3 separate regions of the Mus musculus genome follow, and regions 2 and 3 are each linked to region 1. A link is a loop called in an ENCODE intact Hi-C map of the cell type or tissue named here. Cell type or tissue: heart. All regions are shown on one strand. Links, peaks and the distances in the headings refer to the core of each region. The heading gives the core; the rest is flanking DNA.

Evidence for each region. A loop is a pair of places that touch in the nucleus more often than their neighbours do. Peaks named below come from ENCODE experiments on the same cell type or tissue, not always from the same donor. Only the 100,000 strongest peaks of a DNase experiment are listed, where the experiment ranks them.
Region 2: it touches region 1 in a loop (4-fold over the local background); 7 of 42 quality-filtered maps call a loop at or near these places.
Region 3: a loop joins it to region 1, with 2.0 times the contacts of the local background. A loop is called at or near these places in 6 of 42 quality-filtered maps.

The regions. Positions count from the first base shown.
Region 1 is chr16:92,824,428-92,832,245 of GRCm38, reverse strand. Runx1 (runt related transcription factor 1) reads left to right here and starts at 6,172. Exons shown (of 8, transcript NM_001111021.2): 1 at 6,172-6,312; 2 at 6,542-6,657. The coding sequence starts at 6,600. In heart, for the core only: a CTCF peak has its summit at 4,089 (motif pointing left); DNase peaks (open chromatin) are centred at 5,385 and 6,165; H3K27me3 peaks cover 4,535 bases.
Region 2 is chr16:93,288,645-93,296,462 of GRCm38, reverse strand. No RefSeq gene overlaps it. Among named protein-coding and RNA genes, the nearest start is that of Gm30588, 30 kb to the right of the region's middle. In heart, for the core only: a CTCF peak has its summit at 3,236 (motif pointing right); a DNase peak (open chromatin) is centred at 3,222; H3K27me3 peaks cover 2,946 bases.
Region 3 is chr16:93,133,651-93,141,468 of GRCm38, reverse strand. No RefSeq gene overlaps it. Among named protein-coding and RNA genes, the nearest start is that of Gm30474, 5.5 kb to the right of the region's middle. In heart, for the core only: a CTCF peak has its summit at 4,029 (motif pointing right); no DNase peak of the experiment used is centred there; H3K27me3 peaks cover 3,115 bases.

The DNA.
Region 1 (7,818 bases), core at 1,604-6,603:
AGCCAGTTTCTAAATGGTCCACGGGAAGAAAAAAAGAATACAAAATGAAGGATACTAAAACACACACTGCATCATTTTAAGTGCCAATATTTTGTTTCTCATTGTACTTAATTTGTTTTTGAGATTTTAAGGTTCTTAGAGAATTTTATCCTACATAGACAGGACTAGGTTATATTATTTCAAAGCAAGGGGCTCAAAAGTGAACACTGCAGGCCTGGAGTCGTACTCCTGTGAACTCAGCAAGTAGTCAGAGGCAGGGGGATTGTGGTTTTAAAGTCAACCTTACCTTAGATATGTAGTGAGACTCTATCAAGACAAAACTGGAGTCAGGCAAATGGCTCAGTGGGTCAAATGCTGGCTGGGCAAATGTCAGGATCCGAGTTCGAATCTTCAGAACCCATTAAAGCCAGGTGAAGCAGAGTGAATCTATATCCCAGTGCTCATAGAGTGACGTGGGAGGTCGGACATAAAACACAACATCAAACAACAAAGGGAGTCTGCTTCAAACAGTGTGGAAGGCAACCACACACACAGACACACATACACAGAGAGAGAGACACACACACAGACACATACACACATACACAGAAATACACACACACCACACAAAGTGACACTTATGATTTCTCTAACATCAACTACAAAGGCTGTTTTCAACTCCAACCTCTATGTCCCTGGCACCTCTATGTACCTGGCGCCATGCCTGTATGATACTTGGCAAGTGTCCATATTAAAATTCACATGTTGGATGTTTCCATATTAAAATGCCAACCACAATTCTCTCTTAGTTCATTCAAAAATCATTTTGCATAGTCCAAACAGTTACTGATCCTCATGGCACCCCAGTCATAAAGGTGGCGTTGTGCCTTGTTTTGTGGAAGGCTGTGCATTTGACTGACAATGAAGGGGGAAAAGTGGCAACACTCACAGTAAAAGTCCCAAGTCCGCAGAACCAAGTACTCACTGAACCCCAGATCAGACGTGGAGCCTTCTGACCCAGTGAACTCTGGCTTCTCTCACAGAAATTTGGGTTTCCCTTGGAGTTCTTTGCATGATAGGATTAGCCTCTATGCTAGGCTGGGAAGCTGAGCACTACTGACTCTCTCCATTGTTTGACCAAACCGTGAACACTGTACATTTCTACCAAAGTGGGTTTGGCTTGCCTAGGTTTGCCCTCCTGGTAGCAAGCGGCAAAGAGCAGCAAGGCCAACACTCTGTAAGGAGAGCTACCCCAAACAAGTTCTCTGGCCTGAGGCAGGCCTGAAGTGATCGGATGCTCCAGTGGACAGTGACCAGCCTCCCGGGTACCTGTGGAAATGCATCGACTGTAGCAGGAAGCGTGAGTAAGTCGTTGGAGATGTGGACAAAAGACGAGCCCTTCCTCTGATCAAAGGTCAGAGAAAGGCATCAGGGTAGCTGTGACTGCAGAGCGTGGGAAGGACCTGGGGGTGGGCCAGCCGATAGGGAGGGGGGCGCTGCCATGGCCACCTGCAGGGCTGGCTGCTGTTAGGATTCTCGGTGACTGCCTGGCACTGATCGCAGCACTCCACACACATTCAAAACTGCAAAGTCAGTGAAACCGAGAGTCCTGATGCCCCTGCAGGAAGGAGGCCACTGTTGAGCCAGGTGGTCACCAGCGAGACAGCACCCGAGCGAGCAAGAACCTTCTGCACAGAATGTCAAGCTGTCGAGCACAACGTGAGGGGTTCAGACCGCCTTTGACAGTGCCACCGTGAGATGTAAACCAGAGCTTGGGGGGGGGGAGGGGGCTGCTGTGTGGGACGTCTGCCAGGGCAGCAGGATGGGAATCTAACTGCCTCGGTCACTATGGATGGGGGAGCAGGTTCCAGGGTGAAACGGTGGCCTTCCTCCTTCCTTTTACTTCCCAATGCTGGAGTGTCCGAGTGAGGCTCCGTCCTCTCTTTCTCTCGGGAGTCTCTTCCAGCGTCAGTGTTCACAGGAGTTGGGGGCCAGGGACTGCGACTGATTCTGACTTGGGAGACTGAGGATAGAGCCAAGGCTTCGATCCCTGGCAAGTTCACACCGGTCATAGCTGCTGCTTCGGGGTCTCTGGATTACAGCAAAATGACTCGAAGTCTTCACTATAAACCTGTCACTAGATGGCTGTCAAATCTTTAGACAGTGTTCTTTTAACTTGGTTTCGATGCTTCTCTTCCTTCCTCCCTCCTTTCTTCCTTTCCTCCTTTCCTCCCTTCCTCCTTCCTTCCTTTCTTCCTTTTTTCTTTACTTTCTATTTCCTGCTTTCCTGGGTACACTATAATGTTATCTAGGAAGGTCATGGAAATAAGTATTAAAACCCCTCCTGGCCATCCTGGCCCTCCTGGTCTTCTAGGGACCAAAATTTACACTTTTACCCAAATGAGGAAAACTTCAGGACTGTACACACACATGCACCCATACACACACGTGTGTGTGCATGTGTGTGTGAACACGAGCACATGCACACGTGCACGTCACACATACATGCATCTATCATAAAACACACATGCACATACCATATACAACACACATACATGGACACATACACACACATGCATATACATGTATATACCACATCCCTCACACCTCCCCACATGCATGCACAAACACCCCCTACACCACAAACACATTTGTACATACAAAATACACATGCACACACATAAACATACCACATGTGTACACCACAACACACACACACACCACACATACATGCATATACTACGCACACACTCACACATATACAACTACACACATGTACACACACACCACGCACACACGTGCACATGCACGCACACAAACATGCACATGTACACGTGCCCCCGACTCTAAGTGTCCAGAGAGGAAAGCTGGTAACTAGTAAAAGTCTCAGGTTCTCCAGTCAATTTAGCTGTCAGAACTGCCCGGAGCAGGTTCTGTTCAGTCCACAAAGCTATGCTATCTGTACATCAGTTATAAATCCCCGCGCTTGTTGCTAGCATAACACAGTTTACAGCTCCTGCCTCTGTCTCAGAGCAAAGATATAACAGATCAAAAGCATCATGATAGGTCTGGAGAGAGCTCAGGGGGCAAAGATGGCCTCGCAGGGGAGTTTGACCCCTAGAATCCACATTGAGGAATCTGCACTTGTAATCCCAGCACTGGGTAGGCAGGAACAGGAGGATCTCTCGACTCACTGGCCAGTATAGCCTAATTAGCAAGCCCCAGGCCACTGAAGGACCCTGTCTTTAAACGGAAAAACAAAGAGGCTAGCACTTGAGAAAGACCTTTGGCTTCCACACACTGGGCACTTACTTGAACACAGACATGCATGTACCCACACACATACAGAATCTACACTCTATAGAAATTATTTTGCATTAGTGTTACCATCTGGGGATTTTTGCTACTGACTAATTTGAGGGTATTCATCCATACCCCTGCTTTCTGTCCAGAGAATCTGTGTATCTATGCGTAGACTTCAGAAGGAGCACAGAATAACCATACAATGAAAAACCCTGACCAGAGAGAGTGTTTTAATTGGATGGAGTTGCACACAGCACTCTCGACATTAATTACAGGGTTATGCAACCCTGCATCTTTCAACCTTCCCTGGTATTTTTATAGGGCCATTAACAAAGACACCTGAGCGTTTCTCCACCCCGCCCTTGAGAGTGGCATCTCAGTAACTTTGCCAATCAGAGGATGAAGATTGCTGTGGCATTATTTGGCAGAGCCACAGTTCCCTGCAGCAGCTCCAGGACGGTTCCCAGGCCGGCAGCCTGGGGTCTGAGTCAACAGCAGGAATGAGGCTGGCAGGGTGGGTCCACCGCTGCCTGGAGAACTTAAAGAATCTTCAACAGCTCTGCCTAAAATGGGATTAAGCACTTCTTTAGGCAGTTCAGAAGTGACAGACGTGTCTTTTTGTCTTGGGCTCTCAAGGAAGTGTAAAAGGCAGTTTGCTGGCAGCCACTGAATCTCTCCTAGCCATTATGGCCTTAGAGAGCGGCTTTAACTGCTGCTTCCTTGGTGAGCCCTGCAGTCTTGCTTGGACTTCCATGACTATCATCACAGGACTCACCAGGGACTCCCGCCTTTGTAGTCTGCCCCCTGCTGCCTCGCTGCAGCCAGGACCCAGAGGTGACAGCCTGCAGTGGGACCTGCAGGCCAGAAGTGGACCAGAAGGCTATCCTGAAAGCTTTCATCTGCCCGCCTTGCCCTATGGAGACCCCCAAAGGCAGAGAAATTCTGGGCATCTAAACCATCCTTGTGGGCATGAGGACGCTTAAGGCTAAAAGCATCTGGGAATTTCTGAAGTGAAATGACTACAGGATTAATCGGAGTGGACACTTAAGTGTCTCGATTTTGGGAAGTGAGTCACCTTCAAGAAGCCAGCTGCAGCTACAGGCTTGGATCCTGGGATCTCTCCAAGGCAGAGCAGGGGTAGAAGATAACACAACCTGGCTGGAGATCCTACTAGGGGATGGGGGCAGGGGTGGAATTTGTTTAAAAGCAACAGCACAGAGACTTGAATAATGGGGATTATATTAACAAGGGATTTGAATAATGGGGATTATATTAACAAGGGATTTGAATTGAGAGGCAACGTGAAGCGCACGTTGTGTTTAGATATTAATAAGCTTCATAAAAGACGGGCAGCCACTGTTTTTCAAGTGTGAGCCAAGTGTGGGTATTGGCTGCTAACTGCTCAGAGAGGCTGGGAGAAAGAAATGCCTAGGTTTCTAATTCCTGCCTAGGTTAAAATAGGATTAAGTAAAAATGGAGTCTGGTCCTTTGGAAAGACCTGTATCATTAATACCCTGGGTCTCTACTGTGTGTGCAAAATTATCTCCATGAAAACCAAATGAGAGTTCCCTCTGGGGCTCAGACTTAGAGAAGTACCTTGCATGCCTGGAATTTGGGACCCAGGGCTGGCACTTGGAGCTACGCTGCTCAAGGCCCAGCCTCTCATCGGGCATCACCTCGAAATGGAGGGAAACTGAACAGAGGAAAAGGAAGACCCAAGTAAGGAAAGGAAGGCCAGGCCCTGCCTGGGGATCCCAGGAAGACTAAGGCTTCACTTCTCAGCAAGTAAAACAGATAGAACGAAGAGGTCAATAGGTGGAGGTGAACAGAAGAGCTCACACCCACAGAATCATCTTGTCTTTATTGTCTGTCCCCTGACCATGTGACTTCTGGAGGCTGAAGGGCTGTGTAATATCCCCCTCCGGGGGCTGGCCAGGAGGAGGCAGGATCTTGGGTAGTCACAAGTTACTCTTCATGGATTCAAAGAGTAATTATCCCTAGCAGGGTGACTTGGCCCATTTCTTTGAGTGGAGCTCGGAAAGGCTACCAGTAGGCTTTATTGGTACAAACAATGAACAGATAGCTGCCCACAGGCCACAGCTCTGCTGAGTGAGGAAATTCTCCTCCTTTGCTCTCCACAAAACTTCCTAATGCAAGCGAGCGTGGGAACTGGTGCCAGTGTGAAGAGAACGCCACTGTTTCCTCTACTTACCAAGAGATGTCCATGCTAAGCCTATCCGCCAAGGGGAAAGCCAAGGACAACATCATTTGGGTTTTGATCAAAGTGGTCTTTTCATCCCACAATTAAAACGTGTCATACTGTTCCCAAGCTTTGAGATGTCAGTAGGTTGCCAGCCTAGCCCTCCCAGGATCAGCCACTCACGGAAAAGGGCTCTTGGTCTTCTTTTCTAACTTTTCTGTCTCACTTGCTTTCACCAAGAACCCAGCTCTCCCGAGCTGGTGCCCAGCATTTAAGTGATGAGAGCCGCATCCGGGCTCAGCAGCAAGTTGGTGCCAACGTTGAATTGCTGTTGAATAAACAGCAAGGCAATCTTTATCTAAATAATCAGTTGTTCCTCAAACCACAAATAACAACAGGATCTGAAAGCCACCAAATCCGCACAGGACAGAGAGAGCAAGAAAAGACTGAGGCAGGGGATTTCTGTTTGCTTGTTTGTTGTGCTTTTTTTTCTCTTACAGCCCCTCTCTGCTAAGCTCTGCTCAACTGTTTCCTTACACAGCCTGGGGGAGGGCAGGTGGAGGGCAGGAAGGGCATAGCTCAGAAAGTTTAAAAAAAAAAAATTGACATCACTTAAGTCACGTGATTGGCAAGAGCCAATGGCGGTGGGCTGTGGAAAGGGGAACAGTTAAATTTGTAATTTGGGTTGTGTGAAAACTTCTTTGGACCTCATAAACAACCACAGAACCACAAGTTGGGTAGCCTGGCAGTGTCAGAAGTGTAAGCCCAGCACAGTGGTCAGCAGGCAGGACGAATCACACTGAATGCAAACCACAGGCTTTCGCAGAGCGGTGAGCAGTTCAACCCACAGCATAGGCGGTGCTTTCGTCTTTTTTTTTTCCTTTTTTTAATCTTTAACAATTTGAATATTTGTTTCTGCAATAATTCTTTCCCCCACCCCCACCCCATAGGACCCATGGAGTACCAGAAGTGTTAGGGTTGGGGGTAGAAAGAGACGTGGGGAGCCATGGTGGGAGGTGAGGTCAGAGTAAGTGACATTTCTTGGTTTTTGCTCTGAAGGTGAAAGAAATTATAGAATCCCCCGCCTTCAGGAGAGGTGCGTTTTCGAAAGGAAACGATGGCTTCAGACAGCATTTTTGAGTCATTTCCTTCATATCCACAGTGCTTCATGAGAGGTGAGTACGCTGGTCTTTTTTATATCTGATTTTGCTCAGCTTTGCGCAGACTAAGATGGCAGCCCGTGGACCCTCCGGTGCCTGCCTGAAGTCCCTGCCTGCTTGTGGGGGGAGGAATTCAAACAGAGGCTGTTGACTCTGAGACCACGAGATTATTATTTGTCAGACGCCGTGCTGCGGGGATGTTTTAATAAATGCTTAGGCTGTTGAAATATTTGGTCGCTGGGTGAAAGTTGTGTCAAGTGCTCTGAGCCGCTCTCAGTTAAAGTCCCAGAGATTAGAAGGCTGGCGCGGAGGACACTCTTTGGGTTTTATCTGGCTGTGCCTTGCTCTGAATGATTCGCTTGCACTTACTCTGATGGCAGCAAGCTGTCTGGCCCTGGTTCTGAGTTTGGCTTGCCCCTGGGTTTAGCAGGCTCAGTACTTAGCTGGCCGGAAGAGCCGGTGCCAGCAGAGTGGTCTCCGAGAGGCAGCTCACAGGTATACCTTGGATCAGTGCGGAGATTTCAGGGCCAAAGTGGCAAGTCCACAGAGGGCAGGATTTGGGCAGACTCGTTCTGGGAAAAGCCATCAGAAGATGCTGTGTTGTGCTGTGGTTTTTCTTTCAGCCTCAATTGAAAGAGGCAGCCGGCATTGCTCAAGACAGAAAGCCAGCAAGTTGTGGTACACAGTCTCTCTCAGAAAGAACTATGAAGCCATTTCCTAAGTCCACGCACTGTCACAGCAGAAATTACTAGATTACAGACTTATGGGTTGGCACCACGTAGGTCCCTGAACCTTCCTGCATTTTTTACAGCGGCCTTATGGAACTTACAATGCTGGAGTTCAGCCATAGTGCCCATGTGGGCTTGGTGGGTCTTTCAGGATGAGGACTGAGCTTAAGTAAAGAAAAACAGTGGCATAAAGAGCTCACAAAGACGTGGCCGTGTATCAGGACGTGTAGCTTGTGGTATGATGCTCTGGCAGAGCTAAAATGGAGTGGGATGGGATGGGGAAGAAATCATTTGTTTTCTGGATACAAATTATGTGCACACCCAGCCAGTATCTGTGAATCATTATTTATTCATACAGCCAAATGAGTAGGGGAATTCGAGGGCTTGCTGGCGACTTTGTCACAACAAAGGCTATTGAGGTTGTGATGGTTCATCTATGCTGAAACGT
Region 2 (7,818 bases), core at 965-5,964, 460 kb before region 1:
AATAACAAACAAGCAAGCAAATGTCTTTCTTTCCCCTGCTGTGCCTTTCTCCTGCTTTGATTTAGAAAGGATTTAAAGCTATGAGGGAACAAGTCCCTGTTTTCCTTCGATAAATGTTAAAATTTTGATTTTAGAATACAACTAGAATTTGTTTGTCATTGTCACTGGCAAAGAGCAAACTTATTCATTGAGTAGGGTAGTCGTACTTAGAACAGTGTGTCTTTCCCTTGCAACTTTGTATCAGCCCTTCTGTTGCCCATGAACCTGGCATGTGCAGATGTGCAATGCACACATCAATCCTCCCTGGTCTCCCCCATTTCTTCACTCTGGCAAGTCCTGAGCTTCTGGAATTCTCTCTGTAAACTATTTCTTGCTTTCTAGTGGTTTGTCAGTTATTCCTTTTCCTGCCTTGTTGCGTCGGTTAGGTACGTAGGTGCTGCAGTGGGAGCCGGTGTCTTTTGTCATGTCTCAGACTTGGGATTCTCCCTTTAAGGTGGCACTATTGATTCCCTATTATAGGGTTCTGTACCCTGCACATTTTCATGAATTTGGTTTTCCTGTCATGCTTCCAGCTGTCAAGTTTTACCCTTGTAGCCCTCTCCCCTCAATGTTCTATTTCAGGTTTCCTATACATTTTTTCTTATATAATAATCTGTGAATGTTATTTCCTAATATTACTCTGTTATCTATCCTGAGGAGTTTATACATAGACAGCATGTATTGAGTGCCTAGTCATCAATGATATTTTACTTGTGGTTTTTGCATTAATAACTAATCTACATATAGATGAACCAGTAATAGTTTTCTAATGTCTTTGTCTAGTCTATGGGCTACACTCACCATGTAAATAGAAAGAAGGGTTTTCTCTGGGTTGCTTTGTATGAACATGGAAAATGTGTGGATTAGACCTGTAACTTCATGTGGCCTTTCACAGTTTAGCTCCCAATTCTCCAGTAGATGGGCAGGGGTATTGTCAGCTGAGGCTTGGTTTTTATTTTAATTTCCATCTTTGGGATTGAGGCTAGGGCCAGAGGAACCTATATTCCTGCCTTTTAGCTAACCTCGGGGTCTATTTGGCCTTGGCCTTAAGCACTGTTAGGTCCAATCAAACAGCAGTTCCCTGACCATCACCTTGCTTTGCTGAGAGAATTTTAAGAAACAGATGGAAAAGACCATATTTTAAAAAGCACAGAGATTGGAACCTCTCTGCTGTTTCTGGCCCAAATGAGGAAACTCCCAAGGCTCCTGCCATGGTAAGAAACCACAGTTAACAATGGTGAATAAAACCACATCTTAATTTCTCCCCGAATTTCCATTTTACAGAGAATTTGGGGGAAAAAAATCAATCTTCAGAGGCTGTGGAAAAACACAAAGTTGTGTATTTATTTTATTTTATTTTTTATCTTGGAAAAATGTCTGTATCATAATAAAGTCTCTCAAGACACCAGCTTGAGTCACGTCCCTCTGAGTTGGCACATCCAGCAGCAGGCCTTGGGTGTCGCAGGCCCTCAATAAGTGATTGTGTATCGAAGATGTTTGCTCTCCTCAAAACCAGTCGCCACAAATCAGCATCAAGTCAGGCCAGGCAAGAAACATTCTATTTTTAGTAGAGATGGCTCATTATGTTTGTCTGTGTCACTGAAACGTCTTAAATGAAAGAACAAACAAGCAAACAAACAAGCAAGCAGAATGATCATAGGTGGGGACGCTTGTTTTGGACATTAGCTCCACCCCTGGTGTAAATATGTTACTTTGTAACATAATGTGAAGATTCTCCTTAAGTACTGAGTTGAGTGGCCACCACTGCCTGCATTTCTTACCTCAGCCTAGTGGTGTCATTCTCAGATTAATCTGAGAAGCATCGGAAGCAGGGGAAGTTAGCCTCCAGACTCTGCCTCTCCGCTTTCTTCCTTTAAGTGTGTGTGGGGGGGGGGTGCGGGGGGGGGATGGGATGGGGGAGGGGGGAGGGGTGTGATTCTGCAGGCAGCACCACACAATTTTTTTCTCATCTGCATCTTTAGAAATGACAGGTGACTGGGGGAATCTCAGTGGAATTTAGCGAACCAGGTCCATGCAGCCTGCAGAAACGGTGTCTTCACTTCTGTATGGCTGTGGGGTCGTCACGGCCACTTGTCTACCATGAAGAGGTAGGAAAACCCTTTGGACTTCAACTGAGATGCCAGTCCCATGGCCAGCTATCTCCTTGTATGTCCCTTTCAACTGAAAAAGACATCATGTGATAACAGTTTTTATTTTTTTCCTGTTAATTATATTTTCCCTCCATTTGTAACAGCAATGAATACACTTAGAGAGATGGACTCTTTTGTGCTACAACAAACAAGCAAGGACATAAAGTAAACAAATGTTTCATAAGAGATAAGCAAAAGCTGCAATTATTACCATATGTAGTCGGTTTGTCTATCACCTGTCTGCATATCACCTATCTGTCTGTCTGTCTGTCTATCTATGCATCTATAAATCTATCTATCTATCATACATCTATCTATGTATCTATCCAAACACAGAGGAGGGAAGAAAGGGGAGAAGGGAGAGGGAGGGAGGGAGGAGAGAGAGAGAGAGAGAGAGAGAGAGAGAGAGAGAGAGAGAGAGAGAGAGAGAGAGAGAGAGAGAGAGAGAGAGAGAATCCTTTAGGAGAAAGGATTTGTCACATTCTGTGTTTGTAAGCAACTTTACTATTGTAGACAGTCAGTGTATTATCACGATGGCCCCTGGTGTATGTGCCATTACTGAGTATTTGGGGGGTGGGTTCAGGTTCTAGTTCTGTAGCCCCAAGTCCTTGGAGCACCATTTCTTAAAGCATTCTGTTTTAATCGTGTTCTTATGTGATTCATAGAGTGAAGTAAAGTTTTAAGGTAAATCTTATTAGGATGTGACTATTCTAATTTGAACCAAACAGAAATTCAGTTCCCGAACTTCTCTGGTATGCGCTCAGCAGGAGACCTGTGAAGTGAGCAAGACCTCTGCCCCTCCCTCTGACAGGCGACAGGCCTTCCCTGGTGTCAAGGTTGCTGGTGGAGGAAATGAAACCAGGACAACAGGGACAAAGATCATATAGCTACAGAACAGCAAGAAACTTGAAGAATCCGTGGCTTGAGTCTCCCTTTCCTCAAGGCTTCCAGTGGGTCTCGCGGCTTGGTCCAGGCAGTTGATGGGGTGGAATGCTGAGTGTGGGGGAGACTAAGTCTAATACAACGGGCAGCGAGCATGCCTGTGTGTCCTCCAGGGGGAGACATTTCTCTTTCTCCCATGGCTGTGTGTTACCCAAAGCTAAGGTGGTCAGTGACACATTTGCAAGGCATGTCTCTGGGACACAGAGCAGAACAGGCTTGCAGAGCAGCTGCCCTCTGTGAGACTGAAGACCGAACGACTGTCTGTTTGCCCTCCAGTCCACACTGTCTAGAGGCCAACTGCTGCTCCTGGCCAGCAGCGCCTCAGGCCTTCCCATCACCACCCCAGAGAAAACCGTCAGAAGAGCATTGGCAGTTGTATGTTCTTACAGGAGGCCTGGAGTGTCCTGTAGGGACCACCGTAGGGACAATAAGAGCCAGGGACATAGCCTGGCACTTGAAAGATCTGCCACACTGCCCAGTTTGATTTTACGTTTCTCCCTTTCAGCCACTGTTTAGCTGTTCAGTTTACTAGAAATGTCTGTAGTTCTTAAGTGGCTGGTGGCCATTTTTCAAGGACTTTCTTTCTTGGTGTCATTCCTCTTAAAGAATGAACTGCGCAACCACATGCGTCTAGGAGGGTGGGCGAGAGAAAGGAGCAGGCACAGGATTCAAAGAAGTCAATTTAGCTACTTATTAACCGTGCCTGGAAATGTGAAGAGGAAAAGGTGGGAACTAATGACTCCAATGGGTGTTTGAAAAGAACTGGCTCTTTTGTTCCCAGCTCCGTGAACCCTCTCTTTGGAGAACCCAGAGCTGGTCCTCAGTCAATGAGTGTGGCAAGGATCATTTCAAGAACAAATTGAGGAAACGTAGGCACGGGTCTTTCATCGCCTTTTCGCGGTGATTAGATTTATTTACCTCCCTTGCTGGCCCCTTCTCTTTCATGCTTTCCAACCGCTTTAAAATCAAGAGTGAAAAATGAAACCGAGTTCCGGCTTTTAAGAAAATGAGAGAGGGTGGGGGCTGGGCTGGCTGACAGGTGCACACTTCCTGGGAGCCAGAGAATAGCAAGAAGTTTAAGAAAAGAACTGTGTGACCATAGCTGGCCTTGCCTGGGAGAAAGTCACTAATTGAAAGTCTGGCCAACGTTAAATGTGCTGGTGAAGTGCACTGATTTATTGGGACCAGTGTGGGGGAAAGGTCTGTGGAGCAAATTGAAAGAACAAACAGGGAAACGGTGTGTTTTCCTCGCCGAGAGATAGCTCCAAACGTTTGTAAAAATCACTTTGTATTTCAATCCCCCTGCAAAACGGTGAAAAGTTCTGGTTCCTAACTTCTAAGAGTTACTGTGAAAACCCTTACAACATCCCTAAGGTGTTCCTTCCTTGCGTGGGATCCTGTCATCCTCGTGACCGTGTGAGTTCGGGGGGAAGCAGAATTTTGTGAAAATGTTTCTCTACTTTAGACTTTTCTACAACTTTCTACCCAATTAGAGGATGTTAGTGGGGTTTGCTGCGTAGTGTGCTGGTATTTTGTGACTCGCAGGCGCTGATCTGTTTCCCTGGCTGTCTCACAGTTCATGAAGAAGTCTGCTCTAAAAAATGGCTTCTCACCATTCTGAGGGCCATCCCATCCCATCCCATCCCATCCCCCCCACCCCATCCCACCCCACCCCACCCCATCCCATCCCATCCCACCCCATCCCACCCCACTCCATCCCATCCCATCCCACCCCACCCTACCCCATCCCACCCCACCCCACCCCATCCCATCCCACCCCACCCTACCCCATCCCGTCCCATCCCATCTCACCCCACCCTACCCCATCCCACCCCACCCCACCCCATCCCATCCCACCCCACCCTACCCCATCCCATCCCACCCCACCCCATCCCATCCCACCCCACCCTACCCCATCCCATCCCATCCCATCCCATCCCCCCCACCCCATCCCACCCCACCCCACCCCATCCCATCCCATCCCACCCCATCCCACCCCACCCTATCCCATCCCATCCCATCCCATCCCATCCCACCCCATCCCACCCACCCCATCCCATCCCCTCTTCATCCTTCTCTACTGGGTTCTCAAGGCTTGCCCTGAGTCAGTTATGGGTATGCAGCATTTACATTGCCATTATCAGTGACAACATGCAGGGACCTTAGTGGCACTTGGGAGTTAGAATGCCTTCATCTTGGAGATGAGGAGACACAGGTCCACAGAGGTAAAGAGAAGCATCCAAGGCCTCGACGTGTTTATTTCATTGATTTCTAGAATCAAAAGTTATGAATCCCTTACTCCGAGGCTGCAAGACTCATTCAGTGTAGTACATCACAGAGTGGGAGGGAGGAGGGGGAGGGCTGCACAGAGTGAATGAGAAGTGTATGTGTAGCCACAGCTTGCTATTCAGGAATCTTTTCTCTGTGTTAAAAACGTCATCAAATTAGAAGTATAAGCATGCATCTTTGTCCTATTCGAGAAGCCTGACTTGCTGTCACTAGAAGTCATATTTGTCAGAAAATGGGCATCAACTTTTAGGACAAGATTTATTTCTGGTATTTCTCTCTTTCTCTCTTGCACATGTATGTGTGTTGTGTGTGCATATGCACATATGTATGGGCACATGCATAACAGTGTGTAGGTATATGCGTGTACATGCAAGTACACATGTGAAAGCCAGAGGTTGAGGCTGGTGTTTTCCACTATTAACTTTATCTTTTGAGAAACATTTGTCCCTGAACCCAGAGCTCACCGGGCTGTGGCCTGACACTGCACCCCTCCCTCCCTCCCCCTCCCTCAGCTGTGACAGGGTTGCAGACACCTGTGCCTGGCTCCCTACGTACATGCTGGGGTTCCAAGTGTTTATACGGCAGGTACTTTATGCCTTCTGCACCATCTCTCTCATTTCTACCCTGCTCTTACAGTCAGGTCTCTCATTGGCTGGGAGCCTGCCGATTTGATAAGGCTGGCTGACCAGTGAGCTCCAGGGATCTGCCTGCTCTGCTTCCACAGTGCTGGTGCCCAGAGCGTGGGCCATCGTGCCACATGGGTTCAGGGGATTGAACTCATGTCCTTCTGTGTGCCAAGCACTTCAGATATTGAGCTGTCTCCCAGCTGTGCTATCATGATCTTAAAATAGTGTTGCATTAGTACAGTTTTATAGCACTCACTAATGTGACAATGTATATTTTATCTCTAAATTGACTGATAAGTACTGATTTAGACAGCCTGTGATGCAGTGTCCTACATACCTACATCTTCCTACCTGTGTCTGAAAATAAATGCTTGTGTCTTGAGTCCATCTAATGGCACGCTATGTTGACTTTGAGTTGTGACTCTGGGTACATTGGAGATGTTCACTCTATACGCTCATGGGAAAGTTTGAGGGAAACCAGGAAGATACTGTAGGTAAATACCTCTTTAGTCCTCCCACAACTGAATAAAAGATTTTTACTGAATACCAAGCTCCCAAACAAACTTGAATACAGTCTTTCTTTCTTTCTTTCTTTCTTTCTTTCTTTCTTTCTTTCTTTCTTTCTTTCTTTCTTTCTTTCTTTCTTTCTTTCTTTCTTTCCTTCTCTCTCTCTCTCTCTGTCTCTCTCTCTCTCTGTCTCTCTCTCTCTCTCTCTCTGTCTCTCTCTCTCCCTCTCTCCCTCTCTCCCTCTCTCCCTCCCCCCCCCTCTCTTTCTTTGGTGGTGTTGTAGATGGATACCTAGTGTTCACACACATGCCAGGCAAATGCTCTACCACTGAGCTATATCCCCACACCCCAGCCCTTAGAGCCACTCTTTGCAGAAGCATGTAACTATAAGTTAAAGTATGCCCCTTAAAAATACCAATAAAATGTAATGAAACTATTATATTTTAAGTAGCAGCAAAGCACTGTTTTTTTCTAGGAATAAAAATGGAAAGCTATAAGCAGCACTTAGGAAGGAGAGTGTGGGACTCTGATTAAAGAACACGAAAAACCAGAAGCTTGAGCAGGGGAATAGCTCATGATGTCAAGGAGATTCTGGCGTGTTGTAATCCATCATATGAAGATGCCAGGGTGCTGGGCAGTGGTGGCGCATGCCTTTAATCCCAGCACTTGGGAGGCAGAGGCAGGTGGAGTTCCAGGACAGACAGGACTACACAGAGAAACCCTGAGATGTCAGAGCAAAATCTGAGCCCAGTTCCAGAGTCCCTATTATCTATCTGAAGCTTGAAAACAACACTAATTCATTTGGGGAAAAAAAACTATAAGAGAGTAGTCAAGACTGCTCTAAAGTCACAATGAGATGTGAGGAGACAGTGACAGGGAGCACGGGCGAACCACATTTTAAATGGTTTTAACATTATCTGCAGTGTTGGATAATTATCCATCTGAACCTGGATAATGAATGTACACATTTGTTATATAGGGTACTCCAGAAATCACTCAAGACTTAAAGGGAATGCAAATATATAGAACCTTATATACACAAATGTGGCATTCCATCCATAAATTAAAAAATAATTCAATAAATCATGCCCATATGATTTACTTCTATTTGGATAAAAAAAAAAAAAAAAAAAAACTACAGTCATTGCCGAAACAGGAGAAAAAACTTCAAACAGATGACCAAGTTAATTAAATGATCCTTCTAGAGCCTGGAAAATATTTACACACACACACACACACACATACACACACACACACACACACAC
Region 3 (7,818 bases), core at 965-5,964, 310 kb before region 1:
TGTGGAGGTTGGGCGATGCTTTAGCATGCCTTCTGCTCTCAAAGAGAACTCCAGTTCAGCTCCCAGAACCCACACTGGGCAGCTCACACCTGCCTGTACGTCCAGCTCCTCAGCCCTCCATGGATATTAGCACTCAGCCGTACACACACGCAGACACGCAATTAAAACTCAGACAAATGCTTCTCTAAAAGATTCTTGGACATACTTTAGAAGTCGAGCTAACCCAGATGAGTTCCCAAACTCAGTATTAAAGGGAGAAAAAATTCTCTCAAATGGGGTGCTTAGGGTGGAAACATTTTATCTTGATTGAGGGCAACTGGAAAACTTCGTAGTTCAAATAAGATAAAATGCAATACAATAAAACGTGGTGAACAGGACAGCAAGTGCTATTCAGAGGATGGCCTCCTGGATGGCTCTAGATCCTAACCAGAGGATGAACTGGCACACCTAGTAATAAGGGAATGGATTAAGGTTTTGTGGTACAAGAGATGCTGAGGGAATAAAGAAACTAGTCAGTGGCTTATCATATCTCATTAGGAAAAAAAAACACATGTAAGCTAGGAACCCTAGTGACTGCCCATTCTGACTAACCGGCTTTGTACATCGCTAGATAAACGCTCTTTGCAGGGAGTGCAGCATCCTGTCAGCGTAGCTAACACCGGGTCGATGCTACCCCTTCTAGGCAGTTGACGGTCTGTCTTCTCAACACTGAGCCAGCACTGAGCGGCTGCAGTTGCTTGTAGCAATTAGTCCCTGTTGAGTGCAAAGACTCTAGTGTTGACTGAACCAATTAAAAGATCAATTAGTGCGACGCGAGTGCTCAGAGAGGTCGTTTGCTATGACAGGGAGTCGCATCTCCATCCGTGTAGAGAGCCTCAAGAAAAATCATCATTTAGGAGGATGGGGTTGTTGTTGTTCCCAACCCTTAGGTCTTTAAAATGTCTGGACACTGGTAATTACGTTGTGGAACCCATTAGTCGGTGGGCTAGTGTGACAAAGGGCCTGTCTTTGACTAAAGTGTATTTTAGTTTTGATTGTGTATACGTGTCTATGGGTGGGTCCGTACACACAAAGGTAGGTGCTCACAGAGGTGGGGGTAGGGGCCATCCCATACTTATGGAAATGGACTTACGTGTGGCTTTGGAACCAAATTTATATCTTCCCGAGGAGCAGTAATCACATAACCACTGGGTGGTCTCTCCAGTCCCAACAAAGGGGCTTCCTGACAATAAGACTCTCATTTATAATCAGTAAACAATAATAATTAGGGGAAAATAATAAAATATCATTAGAGTTTGGATATGTAGTGTTTTGCTTTTTTCTCTGTGCACCCAGAACATTCTTTTTCCCTGTGCCATATTACTTTGGGGTTCTTATTTTTATATTAAAAGAAAAGGAAATAAGAATCTGTTGTTCTAGGTTTCTTCCCCATGTAGGACCTCAGCCTATGTTACCCCATCACCACCACTCCCAGAATTCCAGCTTGCTAAAATGATGACTTTGCTACGATCGTCTCATTAGGTAAAAACATGAGAATTGATTTCACTTGAGTCTTCCAGGAAGGCAGGAGAATCTGAGGCTCGTTGAAAAGCAGCATTCACACTGCTGGGCAAGTTGTGTGTGAGACTCTGGTGGCAAGCCCTTCTTGAGGATGTCAGTTGAGTCAGATGTACTAGAGATGACCCAGGAGACCTTGTTTTCCCAAAGGCCTTTCACACTGAAGACTTCTATAGCTGCTTCTCAGAGGTCCCAGGTGGCCCAAGAACCAAGCGGGGGGGGGGGGGGGGAGGAGAAGTCAAAAGGAAGGACCAGCTGTAACTGATGTCTCAATTTTCTTTCCTCCTTTGCTAGATATTGAACGGGATCCTTATGCGTGCCAGGCAAATTTTCTACCACTAAATCACACCTCGAGTAGTCATTTCCTGCCCCTCAGAATCTGCCCTTAATTGGAAAATTGAGACCTCCCTCCCCTCCTCTTCCCCTCTCCCCTCTCCCTTTTCTTCTCCCTCCCTCCCCGCCCCTCTCCAGTCAAGGTGGGGACAGAGTTTAAAATGATGCTTTTAAACTATAAGGAGCACTGGGCTAAGAGAGGCCCAGGGCAGATTCTTCCTGGCAACCTTGAACAAATCCCACTGACACCTTGGCCTGGAGAGTCCTGGCACCACACAGTTCCACTCCAGTAAATAAGCCCAGGGACAGAATTTTCTCTGTATATTTTCCTGCCTAGCAATGCAGAATGGTACACCACCACGATCTGTTTACCGTAAGAACACTTCAGTGGTTGGAAAGCTCACCTCTTAAACTAATATAAAAGCATCATTATACAAAACAGGAGAACCCAGAAGTGTATCCATACAGCCCTCCCTGTTAAGGAATAGTTTCTTTTCAACAGTCATGATTGACAACTCCACTTGTTTACACGCAGGAGTTCCCACCCACTAGCTCTCACCACTTATAAAACCGAGTATTTTTTGAAGGCCTCTGAAGATGTCTAATAAAACTGCTAAAAAGACCTGTTTGATCTCTGGGCAGCTCTGAGGACAGATAGGGCCCCGTTCCTTCTGGAAAACGCTTTGTTCTTTCAACTCCACTTAAGGAGGCAATAGAGCGGCATCTAATACAGGAGGCTTTCTGACTCTGTAGAACAAAGTCAGGCCAGGTTCTTATCATGAGAAACTGCACCCAAGGATAATCTTCTAGAAGACATAAATAATTCTCCATAATGCACTTGGCTATACTTTGATCTTGTGTGCATTTTCCTTAATAGATGGATATTATCAACCCAGTTTGTGCTTGCATAGGGGTTAGTTTGATGGCACGATGGCGGTGACATTAGAGCCTGAAGATTATGTTTTGGATATAAGCTACTGAAAGGACCAACATAACTTTACAAGTTCCTGAAACATGTGAAATTAGATCCCAGTGCTCCGCACCCCGATTTCAGTATCACTGCCAAGGATTTGGTGTCCTGCACTTAATTTTCTCCCACTTCATTAACTGTCCTCAGACTTTAGAAGAGCCTTTGAAATCTCCGACTTCTATGGTAATATCCAGGTGAGCCACTTTCGGCTTCCTATGCTATAGACTCCACCCCTCTCCCTGTCTCTCCCTTCTTCCCTCTGTGTGTTATACTAGGGGCAGGGGGACGGGGAGGCAGAGGTTAGAACAAGGGAAGTGCAGTGCTGGGATTGAGAGCTAAGATGTCTTGATGCTAGTGTAATCACTAGAGAACTGCGCACAAGAGAAGGTTACAATCAGATTTCAGATTGTGGTGAGGCCATATTGGAAGCCACTAAGCATGCAGTTATGACCTTCACGTGGGATGTGTAGTTGGGGTCAGACTGACCTGTTTAAGGGGCTGCTGAAGTAATAAATCGAGCTAGCCCTGTGTGTCAGGGGGCTAGGGAGACAGGCCTAATAAGATGTGATGAGCTTAAGGCCCACCTGTTAGTCATTGTGCTGATAAAAGCAGGCTGCACAATGTCCTGAGGAAGGCTTTTAAAACACAGTGGCTACTCCAGCTTTTCGAGCCAGAAAAAGAAAACCAGGTGTCATCCACCATTCAGCCCCGGACTTGTCCACCCAAACCATGTGAGTCTCCTTCGTGTGAATTTGAAGGATTTCAGGGCAAGAGTCAGGGTCAAGGGGAATTCTTTCACATTTATAGAATGGGGTGCCATCCATTTGTGATGTGCCCAGAGAATCAGAGATTGCTCCAGTGTGGGGTTCCAGCTATGTCCTGGAGAGCCAGCTAGTTTCGCTCAGCAACAATGGCCTCCTGTGGATGGACAGTCAGACCCTTCTGGCATGGATGAAGGAAGTGGTGTACTCCTTCTCAGAATGGTGGCCAAAGCTGAGGTGTCAGAGTGAGGCTGTCTGTTACCACGGGGACTGCTCTGTCTCCACCAAACACTGTGTGGGACCAGATGGGTCCTCTGACTCTTGCTGATGTGATAGTCTTGTTCAAGTCCAAGGTCCTGGGAATGCCTGTCTGCCAGGTGTGACCAGATACATTTCACACTGAAGCCAATAGGTGGCAGAGTGATCTTTTCTAGACTTCAGAGTAAAATTCCTGTGGAGAAATCACAACAGGGTTCCACAGCAGGGTCTGGGCTGGTACACAGTTTGTTTTTAAACTCTTCACATGTTGTAGCCATTCAGATAGGCTGACACTCAATGTTGTAGAGAATATTTCCAGTCAACTAAAATAGCAGGTTTGAGGACAATTAGCCAAAGTTTCTACAGACTCACCTTTATTGCCTTAAATTGTACCTTCCTATATCTAGATAGGTGTTCTAATTTTATAGTACATTTCATTTTTTAATGATATGTATAGATAAAAGTGAGAGCAATGCTAGCATGGCATCCAAGAGGGAGTCCTCCTCGTGAGTGTTCCTCGTGGCCTAAGGACAGAATCACAGTGGAGGAACCAAGAGGGAGTACTCCTTGATAGTTCTCCTCATGAGTGCTCTTCATGAGTACTCCTCATGAATGCCCCTTGTGAGTACTCCCCACCAGTGCTCTTTGTGACCTAAGGTCAGAATCACAGTGGAGAACCCCCAAGAGAGAGTGCTCCTTGTGAGTGCTCCTTGTGGCCTAAGGGCAGAATCACAGTGGAGGAACCAAGAGGGAGTACTCCTTGATAGTTCTCCTCATGAGTGCTCTTCATGAGTACTCCTCATGAATGCCCCTTGTGAGTACTCCCCACCAGTGCTCCTTGTGACCTAAGGTCAGAATCACAGTAGAGAACCCCCAAGAGAGAGTGCTCCTTGTGAGTGCTCCTTGTGGCCTAAGGGCAGAATCACAGTGGGGGAACCAAGAGGGTGTACTACTTGATAGTTCTCCTCATGAGTGCTCTTCATGAGTACTCCTCATGAATGCCCCTTGTGAGTACTCCCCACCAGTGCTCTTTGTGACCTAAGGTCAGAATCACAGTGGAGAACCCCCAAGAGAGAGTGCTCCTTGTGAGTGCTCCTTGTGGCCTAAGGGCAGAATCACAGTGGGGGAACCAAGAGGGAGTACTCCTTGATAGTTCTCCTCATGAGTGCTCTTCATGAGTACTCCTCATGAATGCCCCTTGTGAGTGCTCCCCACCAGTGTTCTTTGTAACCTAAGGTCAGAATCACAGTAGAGGATGGAGCTGGAGGTCAGTCCCCATAGTTAATCTCCTGGGGACAGTCCACGCACATACTGAGGAGGGACTTAGTACCTGAGAAGTGTGGTTTTTTTTTAGACAGGGTTTCTCTGTATAGCCCTGGCTGTCCTGGAACGCACTCTGTAGGCCAGGCTGGCCTCGAACTCAGAAATCCGCCTGCCTCTGCCTCCCGAGTGCTGGGATTAAAGGCGTGCACCACCACGCCCGGCAAAGTATGTCTTTTTAAAAGACTAAAATTAGCATTAAAGTCTAAGCTGATGTTCGGTTAGAATCCTCTCTTCTCCTTCTCAATCTTGCATGTTGCTAATGCCCCCCTTCATCTGAGACAGAGGCATACTAAGCATACTAAAACAAGCAGGTCTGGAATAATCTCATGTCTCAAAACAGGCGCCTCTGGGATTCTGCCTGCCCTGACGCATGCACTGGGCCCTCCAATTCACACGTGGCTTTCACTTGAATTGAGACAAGGGCCTGGTGAGAGGACTCGGAAGTAAAGGCTCTTGCTGTCATGTCTGCTCCCACAAATTCAATCCCCAGGACCTACAAGGTAAAGAGAAAGACTGAGTCTGAGTCTCTCAAGTTCTCCGCTGATTGCCACTTGGCCACTGTATTCATAGGTACCCACAGGCATACACATGTAATACACACACACACACACACACAATCAATCAATCAACCAAACAATCAGTCAATAAGCAGTTAGTGGGCTGGGAGGTGCTACCATAGCCTGGATCATGACTGTGCATTTTTGTATAGCTTTATTCTCCAAAGTCTCAGGAGGGCAGCAAGTATTGTCGAGGATTCTATGTGAGGGGATTCTAATGGGGTGGTTTCCTCTTGGCATGCTTTAGCAATTTGTTCTCAGAGCAAAACAAAAAGAGACTAAAGATAAGAAAGATGATTGGACTTAGAAGCACTGCGTACGCCCCGTGGAAACCAGTCTACAACATGATAGGTTAACCTAAAACATGGTGCTGTTTTGCACATCTTTTAATATCAGGTATTTAAAGACTAGCTTGTGTGATAGCGGAAAGTTTGCTGTTTTCTCACAATTTGTTCATGTCTTCTGACAAGCCTGTCTTCCCACTTGTGGGGTTGGGGGGAGAGAGCAAGCATGAGAAAGTCATGCGCAGTACGGATGTCCCATCGGAGAGCCACAGCTGGAGTGTTGTATAGCACTGTGTTGCAGAGCATGGGTTCAAATTGCTTTTCCTTAAGGAAGATAAAACTTTTTTTTAAAGTAGCTTTGTTTTCCATTGTTTTGGTGGAGGTGGTGGTTGCTTTATGGACATCACCTAAGGACTACCAAACCCCAAACTAAAACAAAACAAAATCAATCAAACAAATAAAACAAAACAGCTCCCCACACACAAAGCAACATAAATATTAATGGATGCCAATAATAAAAAAAATTAAATGACTATCAATAAGTGCAGCAGCATCCATAATGATTGGAAGTTCAGAGTCTGGAGCAGTAACCAACCTGAGGCAAAAGGAAAAATCAAGGACACCCCAGATGCCCGATGGCTTTTACCTGCCACACAATGGAAAACCATGCTGCCCTGAAAAATGAGTGTAAGCATCTTAGAACCTGCTCATGTTTCCTCTGATGGCTTCGATTCTTAAGAAAGAAAGAAAGAAAGAAAGAGAGAGAGAGAGAGAGAGAGAGAGAGAGAGAGAGAGAGAGAAAGAAAGAAAGAAAGAAAGAAAGAAAGAAAGAAAGAAAGAAAGAAAGAAAGAAAGAAAGAAAGAAATCCCCATGGCATAGAGGTTTGTTGCTCTCTCTACTGTCTCTGCTCTGCCAACCATCCTCACATTCCTTCCGTCTGGGTGGCACATGCCAAAATAGAGTGCTATCAGGTACAGCTGTGACATCCTCAAGTGTTCCAGAGGACTTTTCTCAGAGAGCTCCAAAGTCCCCCTTGTCTTTAGTCACATTTCTCACTGAAGAGGTTTCCATGGTTGGCCTCTTTAGTATCTGCACAATAATGTGATGGGACCCAGTCTGGTGTAGAGGATACTGAACAGGGACAAAAAGGTGGTCCTAGCTTCCTTCCTGCCTTCTGCCACAGGACATGGGCTTTATTGTTTTCTCTGTGTGTTGTATGTATATGTGTTTGCATGTTTCCATGTGTCTGGACACATGTGTGTACACAGTGTGTGTGTGTGTGTGTGTGTGTGTGTGTGTGTGTGTGTGTGTGTGTGTGTGTTAAGTCTGGATGTTTTCTTTGGTTGCTTGCCACATTATTCACCACAGCAGTGTCTCGCCCTAAACCCAGAGCTTGACAATTTGGCCACTCTAGCTATCCAGCTTGCCCCTGAGAGTCCCTCTCTGTCTCCTGAGTGCTGGGATCACAGATATACCCACCTGGCATGTATGCATGCGGTACATGTGAACTCCAGTCTGCATGTTGACATGGCAAGTACCTTACCTACAGAACCATCTCCCCAGCCTGAGACACACGGTCTCCAGAATTCTGTTCCCACTTTTCACTTTCTACCTGGAGACAATCTGAACATCCTACAGAGAGCCAGGCCGATGGTCACATCTCTGTGCTTCCCAGAATCACCATTCTTACCAGCCTGTTCTCAGGTGATGGGCCCTTTGCACACCCCTGTGGTTCTCTCTAAGCCACTTGTTCCAGGGAACATTTTCTGTAGGG